Regions from separate parts of the Mus musculus genome. Here region 1 is linked to region 2. A link is a loop called in an ENCODE intact Hi-C map of the cell type or tissue named here. Cell type or tissue: left cerebral cortex. All regions are shown on one strand. Each heading gives the region's core, and the rest is flanking DNA. Links, peaks and the distances in the headings are about the cores only.

Region 1 (7,954 bases), core at 1,812-6,811, 490 kb before region 2:
TTTCCTTCTCAATGGAAACTCTAAAAGCCAGAAGGGCCTGGACAGATGTGCTGCAGATTCTAAGATATCATAGTTGCCAGCCTAGACTATCATACCCAGCAAAACTTTCAATCACAATAGATGGAAAAAATAAGACATTCCGTGATAAAACCAAATTTAAGCAATATCTATTAATGAATCTATTCTGTAGCAAGAACTAGAAGGAAAGCTCCAATCTAAAAAAGTTAACCATACTCAAGAAAAGACAGGAAATAAACAATCCCAGACAAGCAAGTGAAGACTAAAAACACACACACACACAAACACACACATCATAACCACCACCTCCTCCACTTCCACCTCTACCACCACCACCACCACCACCACCACCACCACCACCACTACCACCACCACCACCACCTCCACCATCACCACCACCACAACAAAATAGCAGGAATCAACAAACACTGCTCATTAATATCTTTCAACATAAATAGTCACAATCCGCAATAAAAGGACACAGACTAAAAGATCAAACGAAGAAACAATCAAAACAAACAAACAAAAACAGGATCCATCTTTCTGCTGGATCCAAGAAGTACATTTTAATATCAAGGATAGACATCACCTCAGGGTAAAAATGTGGAAAAAAAGATATTCCAAGCAAATGAACCTAAGAAGCAAGCTGGTGTAGTCATTCTAGTATCTGACAAAGTAGACTTCAACGCAAAATTGATCAGAAGAGATAGAAAAGGACACTATGTACTCATCAAGGAAAAAAAAATCAACCAAGAGGCCATTTTAATTTTTAACATCTATCTCCCAAACACAAGGGCACCCAAGTTCATAAAAGAAACACTACTATAAGCTTAAATCACATTGACTCTCACATCCTGATAGTGAGAGACTTCAATTCCACACAATTGCCAATAGACATTATCCAGACAAAAACTAAACTGAATCCAGAGAAATGCTGTAGTAACAGATTTTGTAAACCAAATGGACCTAACATAATTACAGAACATTTCACCTCAGCAGAAAAAAATATATATCTTCTTGTAAGCACCTCATGAAACTTTTTCCAAAGATCAAGCCTCAACAGATAAATAAAAAAAAAAAAAATTGAAGTAACACCATGCATCCTATCTAACCACAATGGACTAAAACTGAATATCAACAACAGTAGATACAACAGAAAAGCTTACAAACTCATGGAAACTGAAATCAACAATGTAAAAGTACCACATAAACAAAGTGAAAAACAAAAATACCACATGATCATCTCACTAGAGATGATCAAGAAAAGAAAAGGCCTTTGTCAAAATCCAATACCCCTTCATATTAAAAGTCCAGGAGGGATTAGGGGTACAGGGAACATGCGTAAACACCGTAAAGGCAGGTTGTAGCAAGATTTAATTCCACATTAACTTCAATGGGAAGAAACTCAAAGCAACTACACTAAAATCAGGAACAAGACAAGGTTGTCTACTCTCCATACCTATTCAATATTGTTCTTGAAATCATAGCGAGAGCAGTAAGGCAAAAGAAGAAGATCGAGGTATACAAATTGAAGAGGAAGTAGTACAAGTATCTTTACTTGTAGATGATATGAAAGTATACGTAAGTTACCCTAAAAATCCCATTTTTAATAACTGTTACAATGGATAAACACTTTCATTAAAGTAGCTAGGTATAAAGGCAACGAACAAAAATCAGTAGCTTTCCTATACACAAAAGATCAATGGGCCGAGAAAGAAATCAGGATGTTGACCTTTTCCAGTAGCTGCAAGTAATATAAAATATCTTGTGGGATAAATGTTACTAAGCAAGTAAAAGACTTGTATGGTAAAGATTCTAAGTCACTGAAGAAAGAAACTGAAGAAGATCTCAGAAGATGGAAAAATCTCCCGTGCTCATGCATCACTAGGATTAACATAACAACACTGGCCATCCTATCAAAAGTAACCTAGAGATTTAATGCAGCCCCATCAAAGTTCCAACACAATTCTTCACAGATCTTTAAAAGACATTTTTCAGCTTCTTATGGAAACACACACACACAAAAAACAAGATAGATAAAACAATACTAAAATAATAAAGAAACTGCTGGAAGTATCACTATCCCTAACTTCAAGTTGTACTACAGAACTATAGTAATAAAACCAGCATGGTGTTGACTCAAAAAACAGACATGTTGATTAATGAAATAGAACTGAAGACCTAGACATAACTTTATACACCTATGGATACTTGCTTTTTAATTTAAAAAAAAGCCAGAAGTACACTTCAACATAAAAAAGACTTCAACATAAAATCTATACACTGAACCTGATAAATAAAGTGGTGAATAGCCTTGAATGCATTGGCCCGTAGACAACTTTCTGCACAGGCACAAAGATCAACAATTAATAAACAGGACCACATGAAACTGAGAGGCTTCTGCAAGGCAAAGCACTGTTATTCTGACAAAGTTGCAGCATATATAATGGGAAAAATTATACAAACTACACATCTGATATAGGGATAATATCTAAAATGTATAAAGAATGCAAGAAACTAGAAATAAAGAAAACTAATAACCCAATTTTTAAAATGGGGTACAAATCTAACTAGAATTCTCAAAAAAGGAAACTCAAATGGCTGAAAAACACTTAGAGAAATGTTCAACATCTTTAGCCATCAGGGAATGCTAAGATCAATAACACAAGCGACAGCTCATGCTGGTAGGATGTGTAGTAAGGGGAAGGCTCCTCCATTACTAGTGGGAGTGCAAACTTGAGCAGCTACATGGAAATCAGTGGGATAGTTAAGAATACGGAGACTGAATGACTTCAAGACCCTGCCATACCACTTTTGAGCATATACCCAAAGGACACTTCATCTTATCATAGAGATACTTTTTCAACCATGTTCCTTGCTGTTTTATTTGCAGTTGCCAGAAATCAGAAACAACTTAGATGTCCGTTAACAGAAGAATGGATTTGTAAAAAAGTGATACATTTCCACAATGAAGTATTGCTCAGCTGTTAATTTTTTTAAAAGGAGCAAGTTAATTGGTGGATAAAAAGCATCTAAGACAAGTATGATATGTAATCACTTATATGAGGGCATTATCTACAATCTGTAGAGCCACAGAGGTTAGGTAGAGAGTAAGGAGGGCAGATGGATCTCATTATAGAAGGGAAATAGAATAGATAGCTAAGGATAGTTGGGTTTGGCTGAAGTAGGAGGATCAAGTGGGAAAGGGGACAGAAAAGGGGGATGAGAGAAGGAATGCAGGGAGAGCAGCTAAAATTAAGGGCAATGTGAGAGGAGGCATGGGAACATAACATAGTAGAAGCTTCCTAAAATATATACATGTATGAAGGCGATCAAACCAAATCACCAAGTAGTGAGGGAGACAGATCCTCAACAGGACATCTGTTGTCACCAAATGAGGCTTCCAGTATCAAGCTTTGGTTACATCTAATTGAGTTGTTGGCCAAAGATACCTCATGGAAACCCCCAAACAATCCAGGCTGTTGTCAAGACTATAAGTTCCTCTCCACAAACAGATAGCAAGGCTCAAGACAACATCTATGTAGCTCACTGAACATAGAGAAGTTGAGCTGGTGCCTACATAGAGCCTTCATCTTTATGTCCTAGTCTCTTTGGTAAAGGAAGTTACTTTGCATACTACCAAAAGAGAAATGTAAACACCAAACTAGACATAATCATTTTGATCTACAATGCTGTCCTGCCTTCCAAATATACTAGGGCAATGGTGGCCCAAAGTTTGTGGGAGTAACTAACCAGTATTTGATTTGACTCCACAAGATGGAACCCAAACCCTAAAATACTTTCATGACCAAGAACCTGAGACTAGATAGCCCAGGGACCTAGGGAAAAAATGAAATGTTATACTTAAAAATCAGTGTCTTGCTCATCCATCACTAGAGAAGCTTCCCTCCACAGCAGAAGGGAACAAATACAGAGATCCACACCCAGGCATTATGCAGAGTGAGAGATCTTGGAACACTCAGTCCTAAATGGGATGTCTCCATTAAATCTTTCCCCTCAGATCTCATGGAATCCTAAGCAAGAGGAGGCAGAACATAATAGCCAAGGGGATAAAGGACACCAAGAAAACAAAGCCCTTTAAATCAGCATAAGCAAAGCTCATATGACTTCACAGAGATTGAAATGTCAAGCACCTGGCCTTCACAGGACTGCACCAGGTCCTCTGTGTATATATAATCGCTTCCAGTTTAGTGTTTTGATGGGACTCCTGAGTGTGCAAACAAGTGAGCCTCTGATTCTTATGCCTTCGCTTGGCTCTTTTCCTTCTGTTTGTTTTTTTTCCATTATTGTATATTCTATTCTATTTTTATACATATTATAGTATTATCTCATGGAATCCTATTCATCTTCTAATGAGATAGGAAGTGAATGGATCTAGATGAGCCAAGAAGGACCTGGGAGAAGTTGAGGGAGATGAAGCCATAGTCAGGTTGTAATATGTGAGAAAATCATTCCATAAAGGGAAAAAAATACTATAAAATTTAAAGGAAAAAAAGAAACAAAAGAAAATTCAGGGTGGCTTGGAAGGTGCGTACCAGCCCAAGGTTTCTAGTTGCCACTCTGTAAGAATTTTGTGGTTTGACCTCGGGTAAAGCTTTCTTCTTGAAGGCTCTATCTAGAATCTTGTCTTACCCTTCATCTGCTTTATATAACATTTCTTCTGTGGTTCCCCATGGGGTTTGGAAAAAGTCCCAGTATCCTTAGCACACTGCCCAAGATGCTTCCTGATCTGGCCCAGCTGCTTACTATTTCACTGCCATTTTTCTATAGCATCAGAGCATGGTTCACTGATCTACTAACTGTTGCTCAAAGACCACAGTATCTCAGCCAAACAATGCACATTGCTGTTCCTATTAGTTTTTACCACTTAAAAAGAAACGTGTAATGTACAAGGCATAAAAATGGGTGCCTTATTTTGCTTAACATTTCCAAAGTGTCAGTTCATCATAGTGGGAAGGGTATGATATAATATGGTATGGAAATAAAGACAGAAAAGGGGGTACCTGAGGACAAGATGCACCCCAAAGCTATGTTCCCAGTGTCCTATTTCCTTCAACAAGGTCCTTCCTCTGACCTCTCACCAATAAAGCCATTATAATGTGAACTCATCAAGGGATTAATGCCTTCATGGGGTCGGATTCCTCATTCTGCTTCTGGAAACACCCTCACAGAGGAGCCCTGAGATACACTTCCCTAATTTCCTAGGGATCTTTCAAATCAATTAAGTTGGCAATGGAGATTAAGCCTCATTTGGTCCTTTGTGCTCAATAACCAAAGTCTCTTGCACCTTCTACAGAGAGATCAATTGCAATCAAGGGCACATCCTTATACATTCATTCATTTTTTAAAAGGAGATTTTTAGAGCAATAACAGGTTCCAGGAACTCAGTAAGATTAGACATTCCTCCTGTCCCAGCAAATTAAAATTAAGATAGGCATTTCTCCAGATATCTTGACCAGGAACCTATCCCAGAATGTAGAGTGAAGGACTGTTTGAAAGACTGTCCCTCTGCCTTTATCATCATATCATAGCACACCCTCCCAAACATGATAGGATGACACCTTTGAAACTTCAGGCCAAATGTCTCTCATCAGTCACAGATAAGAGCGTTACAAGTTCAGGGCAGACACATCTGTGTTTGAAACCTGATTCTGTCACCATGAAGCTGCATGATCTTAAACAATTTTCCTAACTGCTCTGAATCTCAGGTGTGATAACCTTACCTCAAAGCGTTGGGTGAGATGCTTTCTCACTTGCTGAGCTCCATCAGCATTGGCTTCAGCAGCTATGCCGCTAATGTCTTACTGGTGGACTTCAGTGGTGAGTGAAAAAAATCAATAAAATTGCCTTTAACTAAGACACTGTGGCATCCAGTGTTGCCAGCTTCACTGGTTTTTCCTGGTATGGCAGGTTATGACACAGACCCATGGGGATGGATAGGCTTTGTGTTTGTTTGTTTTGTTGGGTTTTTTTATTTGTGTGTTTATTTTAGTTACTGAAAATACTTCCAAGCCCATAGCAAGAGCTGACACATGGTAGGTGCTCAGTAAGTATCACCCCCACCCCACGCTGGGATTTTATTGTCACAGATATTAAATGCTCAGTGACTGTGCATAGTTTATCCTATTGTTTATTGCAGCTCTCTGCACCTCCACCAAGAGGAATGTTGTCAATATCTTGGGTGTTTTACATAGATTTGAAATGAACTAAAGGTAGTCAGTCACTCATCCTTTGGAGACAGTCAACAGAAGTTAGACACACACACACTCCTCACTCCTGGGTTAATGGACTCTGCATCTGTCAGCCAATTGCAGAAATCCATGTCTAGTCACTGGTATGACTCATTTGTCATATGACCATACAACATGCTCCACACCTCATCTTTAACCCTCTTGCCAATTATGAAGGCAAGTATTCCACTTCATAGGTGAGCTAGCCAAGCCCAGGCTTAGTAGGCTCACTAAGTATTCAAACTGAGGCTTGAAAAATGAAGGCTGCACCCAGAACTCTCCTATGCTATGATCAATGTCCTTCTGTGAGTTCCTGACTAGAGACCAAGAGTCTTTGTTAACTCTACTCCCTCAAAAGTAGTCCTCTGCTTACAGTGAGGAGAGCAGGGAACATAGCTGACATTAACAGAAACAACAAAGCTAGAGAAACAGTGTTGTTAATAACTGCCCCAAAATCATGACACTAATTAAGAGAGATGCTCTGTGTTCTGCCAAAAGCTCTGTCTTCTCTAAGGGATCAATAAATCAAAATAATTGTTTACTTTGCCTAGGTTTCCCCCCCTACACACAGTTGCCTGTATTTTTTTCCCTTCTTCCTTTGTATAATATGAAAGTTGATGAAGGAGCCTCATTTTCACTAATGAAAGAAACTTATTTTTGGCACTATATGCCTAATTAAAAAGAGCAAAATCCACTTAGTGGTGGCTTCTGCTGTCCTTATCTGTCCAAAGCAAGACCTGGGGTCAGCTGAAGGCCAGTTTGGGCATAAATTTCAAGTATCACTAAACCTATTGGGTTTTTTTTTTTTAAAGACACTAAATGACAATTTCTAAAGTCAGTTAGTGAGAGCAGCCTCTTCTCATTTACTTCATGTCTCATCTCTCACCCCTTTAACATGCACATGACCAAAGTCCATGGAACCTAAAACCTACTGCATGATAGATAGCACATGAACCTAGAAGCTCCAGAACACAGGTGAATACCTGAACAGGGGCAGGTCATTTAAGTCACGGAATTAGGGAAACAGGTAAGTACTTTTCATCTCCAAGGTTTGGATAGAATACTAAACCCTTAGAGGGTTTCGTTCCTAGTCTCCACATAGTAAAGAGGGTGAATGAACAGATCAGGCATGTCCCTTCCAGGACATACAATGCTCCACCCACCCAGTCTGGGCACATTTTATGACACATGCGTTAGATCAGTGGTATATCGATAAACCTAACAACTAGCTATCAAAATGATAAAAAATGACATGGTGGCAACACCTGCCAACTACCATGGTATAAATACTCCCCAGCCCCACAGCCTGGCCAACTGCAAGTATGCAGTCCCTCAATGTAAAGTCATTGAACGCAGGCTATGGCAGAACTAACTCTAATGGATTCTTGTGGAGCAAGACAGCTAGATCTTTGGATTTTAATGGCCCATGTAGATTGGCTCATGAGAAAGAATCAATTTTCATGCTTTAACATTGCTTTCTTGATAGCTAGATCTTCATTGTGAATAAATAAGATTTCATGGCATATCACCCTTATTGGATTCAATTTCTGAAGCTGAATCAAACAAAGAGGAAGTGTCTATAAGAACAGACAGTCATAACTGGTGTATGGTGACCAGCACACACCATGAATTCCTGCTGAAGATTCATACACTGGTCAACTGGCTTCTCTGCCTCAAAGAAAATC
Region 2 (7,954 bases), core at 926-5,925:
CCAGGGCCACGCCCAGAGCTTCTGAGAATCCAACCTGCATACCCAATTTATAGCCTTTTCCACTGGACTCAACCCTACTCTGACTCTCTGGGACCACAATTTCACATTAGGGATAGGGACCCAGAGCCTCTGGAAGAAAATGGAGATCTAGCCTGGGCCCTTCTAACTCCAGAAGAGCCCCCAACATCCCCTGTGTTTTGGAAATCCTGACAAGACATACAGAGGGCACCAGAAGCCCATCTTCAGATGACCAAGTAGCCCTGTGGGATGTCCAGCACAAGCTCTTCCTGAACACCCTTCCGAGGCCTTCTGATAGTCTAGCTGAGGTTCATGTGTGAGTCCAGATGCAGCAGCCAACAGACTAGCTTTATCTTCAAACCACATGGCTATGGGCTAACAGTAATGGAGGGCTCTTCCTGGAGATGGGGCCTATGCTAAAGGTGCAGGGACAAACACCCTGTCTCATCCTGGATGGCATCACCAAGTAATAGCAAAACCACTAAAACCCCAGTTTCTTTCCAACACTTCAGCTCAAAATCCATGAAGCAAGTCAAGAGTAGGTGATCCCAGCACTCTGGAGGTTGAGGCAAGAGGTTGAGGGTTTGAGCCCAGTCTGAGCTGTACAAAGTCTGAAAAAGGTAATGGCAACATTCTAAAAACTAGAAGGCTCTCAGTAAGTTTAGCACCAACTCATCTGGCAGCTAAACGTGGCTGAACTCGAAAGCATCATGACCAGGCCACACCTCACTTCAGGTCAGTGTTCTTGTCTCTGAACACAGAGACACTGATGTGGGATGCTTGGGTGTTATCCGAGACCCAATAACTGTGATTTAGTCCTTTCTAAAGCCTATCAAGAAAAGAAAGGTGAGGGTGTAAATCTGGAGAGTGTTGACTGTGAAAGTTTTAATGGCAGGATTCTGACTGTGCTAACAGGCCATCTACACGAAGCTGAATTGTATATTCTCTGCAGCCCAGAACACTGTGAGATGCAAGGTTGTCCGGAATCACCAGAGATAGTCTTTTGTTGCTCTACAGAGACTGTGCACATGGTTTACACATAAGCCTGAACAGGAGATTGGCTACATAAACATTCATGGAATTATAGAACACATAAGGACTGCTAGGAATTGTAATTTAGTAAGACCTCAATGACACATACATACACAAAAAAGATCAATCTTTAAGTATCATTCTGAAAGGAAAGAAATGCTACTTACATCTTTCACCTAGGCATCTTTTTGCTTAGGCAAGATGTCTACACTTTGTAGATTTACTTTCCCATCTGTCTACTATGATGGATAAATTAACAGCCAGGTTCCCAGTTGGTGGGAAATCCTGCTACTTAAGGTCGAAGTCTACCATGTCCAGATAGGTTTCCCAATACACACATACACACACACACACACACACACACACACACACACACACACACACACACACACACTGTATAGCCCTTGGAAAACCTTCAACTTCCTCTTTCCTGATAAGAACCCACCCAGGAAGTACCTGGAATTTCTGGGGTGCCTCTCCATACAAAAGAAGCATTCCTAGTACTTTAAACTCTAGCCAATGATTTCCATTCACCATGAAAACTCCTTTCCCCTCTCTACGATTCATATATAGCCTTGTCACCCCAAATAAAGTGTATTGTACAAGCTATTTCACTTACGATTGTCTCAGAGAACAGTTTTATTAAGTATCATCTAAAAGAAGAGGAACACTAAAATCTCAGGGAAGACTTTCCTTGGAGAAGCTCCCCGCTCCCAGCCAAACAGAATCCTGTAGACCCCACCTTTTCCAGACTCCACTTCATCCTTTCAACCTGGTGTGCAACAGCACTTGGACACCTGGAAGGAGTAGAGGACGTGGAACCATAGCTGGTCCCCAACACTCATACCACACCCAGTGAGCTCATACACTCAGGCTGCTTGCATGCAACTCTGGATTCCTAGTAGAAATAGAATGTGCATCTGACCTTGGCTACATTATCCGCTTTGGCCCATAGAATGTCAGAGTACTGGGAAGCGCCTTTGCAGTCAAAGTGGACTTGCTCCTGGTCCAAGACACAAAGGATAAGAGGTGTGGGAGACCTTATCCCACCACAGCCTAGTGATAAGCTCAGCCTAGATCAGCTAAGTCCCGGGCTGGCGAGTCCACACATATGTGAACAAGGACATGCAAGATGCTCTGGTGGGCTGTTTGTTGTGCCACATCACTATGGCAGTAGCTGACAGATACACTGGGCTCCACTAGGCCTAAGTATATAAAGTCAGAGTGTGTCTGCCGGATTATGATATGCTCTTTGTTTGCCATCTTGCCATTTCCCATGTCTCATTTAATCCTCTCAGAACGATGCAGGGAAGACCAAGGCTCAGAGAGGCTTCTAGACGAGCTTGTGGTGACTCTATACTCAGGTCTGTGGATCTCAGAGCACAAGGTTTATCTCTACTATGTTTATGCTGCCTCCCTCCCAGCCTCCATCTTGTTGAATGAGTTCCATTTCTCTCTAAAGGAGGGGTTCTGGGCTAAAAGGAGGAGAAATGCAAATCACATACACACATACCCACAAAAGATGACTGCTATCCCCATTTTGCAGATGAATAAACTAAGGCCCAGAGAGCCAACTCTGACAGAAAATGCCATGCATTTAATAGCTACCTTTAGCTTCAGAAATCTTCAGGTGCCCTACTTCCATGCCTGTTTCCAAGCAACCAAATCCTTTTTCAAACCATGGCCTATATGAATATTTGACATTTAAAAGAGGAAAGCAGAGTTTCTCTGTCTACAGCCAAGTCCAGCAGATCCCTGCCTGATCATGTATGCCAGGGTGGACCCCAGTTGTACTAATAGAGTTCTGCATCAGTACCAACCTCACTCACCCTCACTTGCCTTGGCACCCCTCCCTGCAGCCCTGAAAGCCTAGGCCCAGGTCCTGGTCATGCCCAGACTAAGTAGTCCACTGAAACCCCTGTTCTCCTTCCCCTGCTAGGCATCTTCCTAAGGCATTTCTGCCTGTGTCTACATACAGGGCCTCTCCATCCTTAGCTTGCCTCAAAACCCTGCACATTCCCCAGACTCTGCCCACATGGCTCCCATGGCTCTTCCACACTCTACTCCCCCCACCTTAAGGAAGCTTTAGTGGCATCCCCACCTAACATTCCTTCTGTCTTACTCCCTATCTTCCTTTTGGCTTCATGAGTCCACACCATGCTTATTTACTGACTTTTCTGCCTTCTCTCTTCTAAAATGCCAGTCTACAAATTTTATTCTCCACCGTCCAGAACCCTGGCCATACCTGGCCAGTGACAGATGTTCAATGGATGCCTTTCAAAGGGAATGAACAAATGGGCACACTGACATCTGCTGCATGTGTGACTGTGCAAATGCCTCTGACCTCTTCCAGACAATGGGGAGAAAGGACTGGTGTTTGGTGCTCCTGGCAGCAATACATCCCTGGAGGTAGTTGGTGGGAAGGGAGATGGATGAACGGACGAGAGAGGGATTCAGGAAGACAAGGATGCGGGCAGGAAGCAGACAGATGGAATTAGCAGGGTCCCTGCTGGTACCTACCTGCCGAAGCTATGTCTGCCCATGCTGATGCTGCCTGCCAAGGAAGAGATCTTGTGGGACCCTCCCCTCACCCTCTGCACAGAGTTTACAGGACACATGGGAATGAGGTCACCTGCTACTCACACAGTGAAAATTTGGAGTTTGAAACTTATCGACTGAGACAAAGGGAGCAAAGGGTGTTAACCAAATTTACAGAGGGAATAATTTAGGAGTGCTGGCTACTGTGCTGCACGAAGAGAGATAAGTTCTTTCTGGGATGGCAGAGGAACCTACAGAGCAGGCAGCCATTGCCACCTAGAGGTCAGTCACAGCCACAACTGACAATGGTGTCCACAGGGCAAGCAGAAGTGGCCTTGGCCTTGGCTAGCACAGGCCTGAGTGTGAAAGGCCCAGCCCACAAGGCCAAGAGCAGTGGGTGCTTTAGAAAACACCAGATGGAGAGCTGGTAAAGTCACGCAGTGCCACACAAGTTGAGAACTCGAGTTCAAATCCCCAGAGCCTGAGCCAGACATGTATAGTCTTCCTAGACCCAGCACTTTCCAATGGGGAGATGAGAGGCACAGGCAGGAAAATCCCAGAATCTTGTTAGTCTACACATGACGTGGAAAAACAGTAATGAGGCCCTGGATCAAATCAAGTGGAAGGCAAGAACCAACACCCAAGGGTGTCCTCGGACCCACATAAATGTATGAGGATATATACATGCAAACATACACACAAGAAAAAAGAAAAAAAGAAAATTCCAGATGTAGACTAAAGTCTTACTGAGCCCTGAGCTGGCTGCCGATCTCAGCGAGACAGAGGGTCTGCATGAACTGGTGGCTTTGGTGTAGGAGAGGAACAACTGGCCCAGTGAATGAGCAGGCCTCCCAGAGTGCAGAGGAATGCTGGTCCAGAGAGGAATGACACCAACTCTCTCTCTTCCTTTCCTAACTAAGTCACAAGGCAATAGGGCCTGGGGGCACGAGAGCACAGGACTCTGCTGAAACCATATCATTGCATCAGATAGAGGCTTTCTGGGGTCAGAACGCTTGTAAAATTCTGTGTGTGCCTTGGGGGCTTGTACCTGTATAGGGAACACACACTGCCTCTGGGTCATGTGATCTGAGCTTTACTTTTGAGGATCTTCTGTGTCTCTGCCCCCTAGGGCCCGAGGAAGGATAAAACTTAAGCCACTTGCAAAAACGAAGGCCATTTCCAAGGTCAAGGCAGCACTCTTACTAGCAAAAGGGCTCAGAAACAATAAAAGAAATGATAGCCAACATTAGAATAAGACACTGTTTTATTTAACCACTCAATGTTGAAGGTTAGGCCTGTGAATATCTATGGGAGGAGGGTCACAGTGCCCATCCTAACAATACTGACCACAGCCTCACTAGCACCCCAGCACCGGCATAGCTACACTAGGGAGAGATGCAGGAACCAGTTCCCAGGTAAGGTGCCCTCCTCCCACCTCAGTTCACTGTAAGATGGGGAACTGGAAGCCTGGCTGGCTACTCCCTTGACCTCCCCTTCTCCAAGCAGGGTGTGGGGTGCTCTGAGAAGACCTTCATTGCCCCAGCTGGAGGGCAGGTGCCCTTTCTGGACAGCTCAGCCCATGGCATCAACAGCATTCTTCCACAGTTCTTTGGAAGACACTCAGCACCTCCTGACTCGGCGCTGTTACATTTTGGATGGGGTAATTCCTTATGGTGTAGATTCACATGCATTGTGGGGTATTTACAACATCCCTTCCTAGGATTCCTTGGGTGTCGGGAGCACTGGTACCCTCCATAACAACATCTCCTTGGGAATCACGGAAGGAAACTGTCTCAGAGAGGTTCAGCCACTTGCCTAGGAAGTACCTCATCAATGTTGTATCTATCTCACTTAAGTTTCTTAACCATTTCATGAGGTGGGTGCAATTATCCCATCTTATAGATGACAAAAGTAAGGCTCGGCAAGAACTTCCCACAGCCCAGTACCTGGGGACTGGCCCTTCCTAGAAGCAAACCCAGAAAGACCATGTGGGTAGCTGTCCACAGTGACACATTATGCCCCTATTAGGGAAGGGTAGGAGGCAGCCAGCAAAGCCAGGTTGGCTGTGAGTATCCTGGATGTAGTGATACAATCAGGCCTTAAAAGCTGTGGTACAGGGCATCTTTGAAGAGTGAATACTACTGAGCAGGTCACAGCCACACTCTGGCAGCCCTCAGCTCATCAGGGGATCAACTGCATAAATTGCCACCACTGACTACAGCAGCACTATACAGTGGCCACACAGCTGCAAAGATTCCTAACCACAACACTTCTCTCAGCACCAAGAATGCTGCCATCTAAGAAAAGGAAGTCTGAGCTTAGCAGGCAGCCAGGAGCCACAGTTCCTATCATAGTGGGGGTCTGGAACCCATGTTCATGAGACTAATCTGTAGGGATGTGGCAGACAGGGAGTACTGGGGTCTGGACTCTAGTGCTAGGCCCTGGGCAGTGGGAGGGTTAGATGAATAAGTACAACAGTCAGTATGCCTAGGGTTCTCCTACTCGAGGACAGAGGGTGCCACACTGGAGGCTGCAGATCCTATCCCATTGAAGAAGGCAAACATCCTGTTTAAAATGACATCTGCCTTGCTAATCATGACACTTGATGCGTAATGTGGCTGCCCAGTTCCTCTTCAGCTGCCTCTTTACTGGACAAACGGATCACAGCCATGTACCTGCTTCTGTGGGCTGTGGATCCTTCCCTGAGCTCCACTTCTGAGTCATATTAAACAAACAAATGCTGGTGTCTCCATTGTGGCCACAAGAAGGCCACAGTAGTGGAAATGAGAGCAGTGAGTTGGGGCTTGGGGCAAGGGACAAGCAGGCTGACTGCAAAGACCTCTGGAAGGAGGTGCACCTGCAGAGGAATGTTGGTTTGGTAAGGTGCAAGCTATATAATCTCAAGTGGCTTGTGTGACATCTCGGAAGCTCTATCCCTCTATCAAATGGGCTAATGGCATCACTGCTGCCGCCTGGTGCTCATGGTGCTCAGGATGCTGGCCTTCCATGACAGTAGTCTCAGCCTTTCTCACTTGATTTGGGGAGCTTTTATCTTAGATGCCCAGAGAGGTAACATTGTCAGCTTGTCAGGGTCTAGAATTATTCAGCACATTTCTGAGAAATTCTGTGAGGGATTGTATTGAGTAAATTAACTGAGGTGGGGGGTGTGTATTAAATGCACTGGTGACCCCATGCCATGGGCTGGAATCTAAGACTGAGAAAACAAGAAATAAGCTGAACACAAGTTTTTAATCTCTGCTTCCAGAATGTAGATGCCAGGTGACCAGCAGCCTCACACTTGTGCCACTTACCTGCCCTAATGACAAGAGTTCCTAATGTGGTACCCATGAATCTTGGGTCGAGAGTCCTCCCCACTACCCTCCCGACAAGCACGCCAATGAGGAGGGCCCTCTTATGTGGGGTTGCTGTTTTAGCTTTTGTTCAGTAAAATGAAGTGCCCTAAGCTCATGAAAGCAACCTCAGGAGCCACCTGGAAAACCGGAGCAAGAGCTGAACGCCTTCTCCATAAAACTGCACCGGAGCTCAGACAGGCAGTTTTCAAAAAGCATCCAATTATAGCCCTGGGCCACTGGTCTCCTGCGCTAACAAGATGAAATTGATTTACTTTCTGAGCCAGGCAATCCAGCTGCCAGTGAACACCACTCCCTTTCAATTGTGTAATCTCTACTCTGTCCAGTGGTTTTTCTGGGATTTCATTTCCATAGTTAAAAGACAGAGATTTGAGCAGAGGTGAGAACTAGTCTGTAAAGTTCTCATTCCCAGCTGGATGCCAGGAAAATTTATTCTTTATATTTTTTAGAATCCCTGTTAATGTGTGTTTGTGCCAATAGACAGGAGAAAGCAAGGTGGAGAAGCACCCAGGTGGTAACACTCATGCCTCCACAGGCTGGATTCAACCATCCCAATGCTTTGAGAGTCAAAGTTTTGAGGGAATGGTGCTGATTTCTAGTATTTATTTAAACATTAAACCTTGCTCCATTAAAAGAAAAATCACAGAAATTGATAGACCCTATGGAATAAAGCAGAATAAATACATGGCAGCTCGTTCACCTTGACAGCCTAGTTCAACCAGGGCTGGCTCCAAGGGCGTCTAGATCACTTACTTGATTCTTTTGTTATTTGTCTGAGGTCAACTGCCAACAGGCAGGGGATGCAGTAAATGACCCAAAGCCACACTTGATCTCGAACATCTCCAAGCCAAAGCCCCTGTGACACAGGAACAAACAAGCAAGCCATGGAGACATGGAAGAGGAGATACTTCATCCACTGGGACATAAAAGCTGGCTGGGGTTGGGGCTAGGGAGGGAGGGAGAATCCAGGTAAAATAAAACTTGAAGTTCTAAGA

Evidence for each region. Peaks named below come from ENCODE experiments on the same cell type or tissue, not always from the same donor. Only the 100,000 strongest peaks of a DNase experiment are listed, where the experiment ranks them.
Region 1: a loop joins it to region 2, with 2.7 times the contacts of the local background. A loop is called at or near these places in 15 of 42 quality-filtered maps.

What each region holds. Positions count from the first base shown.
Region 1 is chr16:12,186,757-12,194,710 of GRCm38, reverse strand. The region is part of intron 2 of Shisa9 (shisa family member 9); the gene reads right to left. Among named protein-coding and RNA genes, the nearest start is that of Shisa9, 210 kb to the right of the region's middle. In left cerebral cortex, for the core only: no CTCF peak of the experiment used is centred there; a DNase peak (open chromatin) is centred at 4,754.
Region 2 is chr16:11,693,824-11,701,777 of GRCm38, reverse strand. The region is part of intron 18 of Snx29 (sorting nexin 29); the gene reads right to left. Among named protein-coding and RNA genes, the nearest start is that of 4833415N18Rik, 82 kb to the left of the region's middle. In left cerebral cortex, for the core only: a CTCF peak has its summit at 3,872 (motif pointing left); a DNase peak (open chromatin) is centred at 3,873.